2 separate regions of the Homo sapiens genome follow, and region 1 is linked to region 2. The links are chromatin contacts, found by Hi-C in ENCODE. All regions are on one chromosome and are shown on one strand. The core of a region is the stretch at or near the end of the contact, and the rest is flanking DNA. Distances in the headings are between cores, read along the strand shown. Region 1 overlaps ABCA13 (ATP binding cassette subfamily A member 13). Region 2 has its middle 320 kb from the start of SNORD151.

What was found. Hi-C counts contacts between places; a loop is a spot of excess contacts on that map.
Region 1: a map with no recorded cell type shows a loop between it and region 2 (6-fold over the local background). The contact joins two enhancer-like sites. A Hi-C loop is called at or near these places in 3 of 37 single-sample maps with no recorded cell type.

The regions. Positions count from the first base shown.
Region 1 is chr7:48,248,911-48,251,772 of GRCh38, reverse strand. It overlaps ABCA13 (ATP binding cassette subfamily A member 13), which reads right to left. Exons shown (of 62, transcript NM_152701.5): 15 at 2,422-2,561. Among named protein-coding and RNA genes, the nearest start is that of ABCA13, 79 kb to the right of the region's middle. Within about 2 kb of position 1,277, at least 2 of the 41 ENCODE cell types and tissues checked have a DNase peak (open chromatin) inside an H3K27ac peak, as active enhancers do.
Region 2 is chr7:47,146,220-47,149,310 of GRCh38, reverse strand. No RefSeq gene overlaps it. Among named protein-coding and RNA genes, the nearest start is that of SNORD151, 320 kb to the left of the region's middle. Within about 2 kb of position 1,735, at least 3 of the 41 ENCODE cell types and tissues checked have a DNase peak (open chromatin) inside an H3K27ac peak, as active enhancers do.

The sequences.
Region 1 (2,862 bases), core at 28-2,527, 1.1 Mb before region 2:
AGAAAATCTGAAAGTCAAGAACAAGAAAAAGAACAACAATCACACTAAATTTACTAGAAGAAAGAAAATAATAAAGATAAAAAATAAATTAATAAAATAATATACATATTTAGTAAAAATATTTTTTTTAAATTCCGTTTCTTAATAAGACTAGTTATATTTCTGTGACAGTGCAAGCCTTTTCACAGAGATCAGCCCCCAGCAAGGGTCTGTCCAAAGAAAGTAGAGTGGTTAAGCTTACAGGATCCAGAGTGAGACTTCCTGGATTTGCATTCTTGACTTTGATGCTTAATACTTTTGAGACCTATGCTAGGAATAAAATCTTTCTGAGCCTCAATTTTCTCATCTGAAAATGAAATCATAATGGTACCTATCTCACAGGTTGAATGAGGATTAAACAAGATAATCATAGAAAGCACAATAAATATTTGCAATTATCAGTATCATTGAGACTTCTGAACCACAAGCCTGTTGCCACTATTGCATATCACTCTCTGTAGCCTGTTTCTGAAAAGAGTCAAAAGTGGGCAATAATAAGTGATAATGAGGACAGGTAGTATAGGAGAAAGTTAAAGTGTAGGATGAGTACTCAACCCAGAAGAACATGGCCAACTCATTGGAGAAGTTACCATCAACCCAATACTGCTGCTATACAGAAGAGTTTTATAGTGTAATCTGTAGAAAATGCAAAGGCCCATCTTACCATATGTGGATTTGATACTGAGAGCTACAGAGGGAGTATCTCTGGCAGCCTCTAAAAGTAGCAGTTTAAAAAACAGCATGAAATAAGAAAAGGCAAGGTCGTAATAGCCACAGAAAAGGAATGAGAAACTCCCATTTCCTGTCCAAGTCCCTGACGTCCAAGATGCAGGCTTTCTAAGGAGAAGCTGATAACCCCACTGTGATGGAGCAGTGTCATGGCATGCTGGAAAACCAGGGCAGAAGATAATTCCCAAGGAGAGATGGAAATAGACAACCAGCTCTAGAGTAAAAAAGCAGAGGTCAGAAGTGCAAGTTTTACATGCTGGCATCTTTCCAAAAAGTAGATCTCTGGGGAACAGGAGGACTCCCTGTGAATCATACAGTTATGAGTTTGTAATATTTATATTTTAGGGAATTTTTGGTTTTATGAAGCTGATAAGGAAAGAGGTGAGCCATTAACATAATAAAAACATACATATATATTTGGTCTAGGCCATTGTTTCCTGACAGGCACATAGCTGCTAAGACCCTTGGAATGTAGGAAGTGGTGTCTTTTTGTAGGCTAATGAATGACTGGTGACTAGAGGCGCTGGATAGCCCCAGAATGGGGGCTGATTGTCAGGGGAACCAACCCTGTAATTAGAAGGTTGGAACTTTCAGGTTCTCCCTCCTCCCATTCCCTTACCTGCCTTCTAACCTCTAGGTAGGGGAGAGAGGGATGGAAGTTGAGTCAATCACTAATGTCCAGTGATTTAATATATCATGCCTACATAAGGAAACTTCCATAAAAACCCAAAAGGACAGTGTTCAGAGTGCTCATAGGTTGATGAGGACATGGAGGTGCTGGGAGGGTGATAGGCCTGGAGAGGGCATAGAAGCTCCATGCCCCCACATACCTCACCCTATGCATTTCTTCCATCTACTGTTCCTAAATTATATCTGCTTAATAAACCAGTAACCTAGGAAGTAAGCTGTTTTTCTGCATTCTGTGACTTGTACCAGCAAATTACTGAACACAACGAGGGGTTCATGGGAATCCTGATTTATACCCAATTGATCAGAAGTGAGAAGGGAAGCCTGGACTTGGGGTTGGCGTCTGAAGTAGGGGCAATCTTGTGGGACTGAGCCCTTAACCTGCAGGATCTGATGCTAATTCCAGGCAGACAGTGCGAGAATTGAATCGAATTGTAGGACACCCAGTTAGTGTCAATGGAGAAGTGGAGAATTGCTTGTTGTGGAACAAATCCACACATATGGTCACAGCAGTGTTGGAAGTGTTGAGTGTGTGTATAGAGAAAAACAGTTTGTGTTTTCTTCTATAGGTTCATGGGGAGTTGTCCCCAGTGTGAGCATCAATCTTAATGCTAAGTAAAGTGAGAAGGGCCACAACAGAAAATCTGGACTCTTGTGAGTAGGATCATGACTAGTCTGCATATAGAAGTATTTATCACCCAAACCAGGACAGTCTTGAGAGTAAAAGCAGTCACTATTATAAATTTTGCAGGAACAATGTAGCTCAGTCAAACCAGGACTTCTGGTAAGTCTTGTCATAATTGATGAGAAAAAATTATATGAAGTAATCACAATGCCAAATTGTGCTTGGAGAGCCACCCATTTTAAGCCCCGCTTTGTTAAATAGGATGGACTCTCAGGAAATTATGTCACCTCACTAAAAGGGGAAAGCATCCCCCATTCCTGTAGTTTAGGCTACTGACTTACCCAATAGTCTGTTCTGGAAACTCTCTTGCATATTTACATATTGGGCCACTTCGCAAGTCTTCCTGATAAACTTTTTGAAGGCTTTCCAATAATATGCTTGTTCCAGGAAAAATTGTGTTTTTTCAAGTGTATGAAATATCCTGCAATCAAAAAGAATCCAGAGAAAATTAAAATTTAAAAATGATCTTGCAGATGACAGATCATTATAAATTTTTCTAAAAACAAATATATGCAAATGCATGGCAGTCCACTTATGTAAGGAAATAGAATCTTTCAAATAGTTCTACTAATTTTTTAAGTTTGTTTACAAACTCCTCTACCTCGATTTGAAAAATAAGGAAAAGCAATTTATGAGAATACATAAAATATAAGACAATAAATCAAGAAGGACAAAAAAAGAGGAAAATTAAAGGCCATAACAGGAAGTGAACTTAAATATTA
Region 2 (3,091 bases), core at 486-2,985:
CCTGCCATAGATCATTCCAGCCTCATTACACCTAGACTTAAAAGTCATACCATCAAGACAGATGCTTCATGATGACTCTGATTGAAGTTTTGATTGTACAGTAACAGCTAGTGCCACACGTATAGTGCTTAATCACATCTTCGTGTGGACATTACACAAATAGCTAGGGCAAAGACTTCAACATCTTTTCCCTCTTGACACTCTTCCTTGTAATCTGACCTGCAATAGTAGCACTGGCCTGAATTGAATCCTCTGGGCTTCGCGGATCTGATAAGCAACAGTTTCCTGGCTCTTATTTATACACTCTTCTTTCCCAGCCAGAGAGAATTCTCTGTTCCTTTCTTACAAAAAAAGTGCCCCCCCTTCTTAGCCTGGCTAGCCTCATTGCATTTCTGCCCTGTCAGTCTTTCATTTTCATTGGCAAAATGGGAAAAATGACATCTGCCTTTTCTGATATTATATGGTTATTGCAATGGTCAAATGAAGTGATTAAGGTCCAAATGGAGTTAGTGTTAAGCATCAGGAACTCTGCAGGATTCCAAGATGATTTGGTCATGGATTCTGTCCTAACAAAGAAGAAAAATGTAAATAATTTATAGATTCATCCTTAGTTTATCTTTATTTCCCCACCCCGTGGAAGTGGATTAATAAGAAAAATAGACTCTTTGTGGTGAATTCTTTTTAATAACTGCCCCTCAGGCTAGAAAAGAGAACTAGGATCAGTGACATTGGTGAGCAAATGTCTTCCTCTAGAAAAACCTTTGCTCTATCATCACACAAGTCTTACTATTTAAAAAGGGAAAAAAATCCTTCCATTAAAGAAAGAAGCATAAGTCAAAGGCCTCTCTCACAGACTTCAAACTGTTAAAGGTAACTAGAGGTGACTGACCAAATTAGGTCAGGCAATAAATAAGAAATATGTTTAATCTTATCAGGATTTTCCACTCCGTTTTCTGTTTTGTTTCATAGATGGAGGGTAGTTAAATATATCTCTACTTTGAGTTTGAAAATACGCTTTAGGAATTGTATCTTATCAGTAAGTGCTTTACAAACACCATTTATTATCTGATTTGAAATATTGCTAATCCATTTGAACAATCTCATTTATCAATGGTATGTCGAGGAAATTTTGTGCCATATATGAATATATATGTGTAAGATTTTTCTCAGTATTGTTAAAAACAGTAATAAGTTGAATTCAGCATAAATATCCAGCAACAGAGGATTTTTAAAATAAAATATGACACATCCAAACAATGAAATGCTGTGTAGCCACTAAATAATTTCTATGGAAATCTCTTTGGTTTATATTTTTGTATCTTTTCCCTATGTATCAATACTGGAACATAATGTTAAAAGTGCTTTTCTCCCATGATGGGATTTTAACTAATCTTAATGTATTTATTATACTACAGATAATATTTTCTGTAGTTTTAAAATTTAAAAAAAGTAACATAAAAATACAAATACCACTAAAGATAAGGAAAGAATTGTTCTTAATAACTGCAATCAAGAAAAGTCATACAAATGGCATTAATCTTTTCTACAGCTCCACTTACTTGCTAAATAAAATTTACTTATTTGTATTAATCTTTTCTGCAGCTCCACTTACTTGCTAATAAAGCAACCAAATAAAATAGTTGTTGCATGTAGTAGAAGCAGAGAAAAAGAAAGCTTTTATTCCAAATGGAGCCAAACTTGGCCTAGCCCAGTCTGCATTTGCATACTTGCTTCACACATAGCCTTGCTTCACACATAGCCTTGCTTCACAAAAGTCCTCTTGGCATTGTAAATATCATGGTTCTCTTTTCAAGGACACTCTGTGTGAGAAGTACTTTCTTGGCTCTGGACACTAAATAATTATTAACTGACATGTTGCACTTAATAGTTTGTGGTCTCAGCTCTTGTTTATATAAAACGTTTGACCACAGCTCTAAAACACCTCACCATGTAGGTGGGGAACTTGTCATAGGAACTCAGATGGTAGGACCCGTTGACTGGTTACTGCTAGCCCTTGGCAGCTTTGTCCTCACTTGCTGCCACCCCCCCTCCCCGCCAGGGCCCTGCAACAGACACTAGGTGCTCCTATTTAGAGTTGGTCATGGGTAAGGAAAAGATAGATTTGGCCACAGTCTCTCAATACATAGAGACACTTTATGTAGAAAAATCTCTTGAACCTATTAGGAGTACTGCATGAGCAAAAAGTGACTCATGACCAGATATTTCTGAGGATGGCAAAGGGGCAAGTGAGAGAAGCTGGATTAAGTTATTCCCCAGTGAAGAATATTACTTGTGTTAACAAAGCGTAAATTTTCTGACACGTGACTTGCAAAGGAAAATGCTATTGATTAGCTGAAGAACTCCTGAAGATTGTAGCAAAACTTTAATAGTGTAATAATCTTTGAAGATTTTTTGAAAGAACACATACAGAACAAGAGAAAGGAAGTTCTCCCAAGTTTGACTCAGGTACATCATGTGGTGCTACCATTCACTCCTGTATATGGTGGTATCTATATTTGCTTTGGTCTCCCTACATTGAACACATTTTGTGGCAATTTGCTTTTATCTCTATTTATACGAAACTTCTGAAAGAATTCCCTGCATGTGCTGCCTCTGCTGATTTCCTCCTGAATTCTCAACAAAACTGAGGCCGATCTCTATACCCTATCACATAACCACGGGACTGAAAATGCTCCCTCAAAGGTAACTAATGACTTTCTGATTATTCCGCTTCTTTTCATTCTTTCTCATATTCAACTTTCGCGTATCGACTTACAATTATGATCATACTTTTCTTCATGAAACTCTCTTTACTTTGGTGTACAAAACTCTGGTTTGTTTTTCAGTTCTTCTCCTCTTCCCTTTTCCCCGTCCTTCTTTTCAACATACCCTTTAAATAGTACTGTCCTTAGATTTCTGACTCTAGCTTCTTCCCTTTCCATATTGTATATCTCTCCGGGTTAGCTCAGCCTCTCTCTTCACTTCAACTTCCATCTTCATCTCATAAGTGACAAGTATACACCTGTCACCCAAGCTTTCTTGTGACACCAGGTGAAAACTTTCATTTGCCTGCATGACATTTCTACCAGGA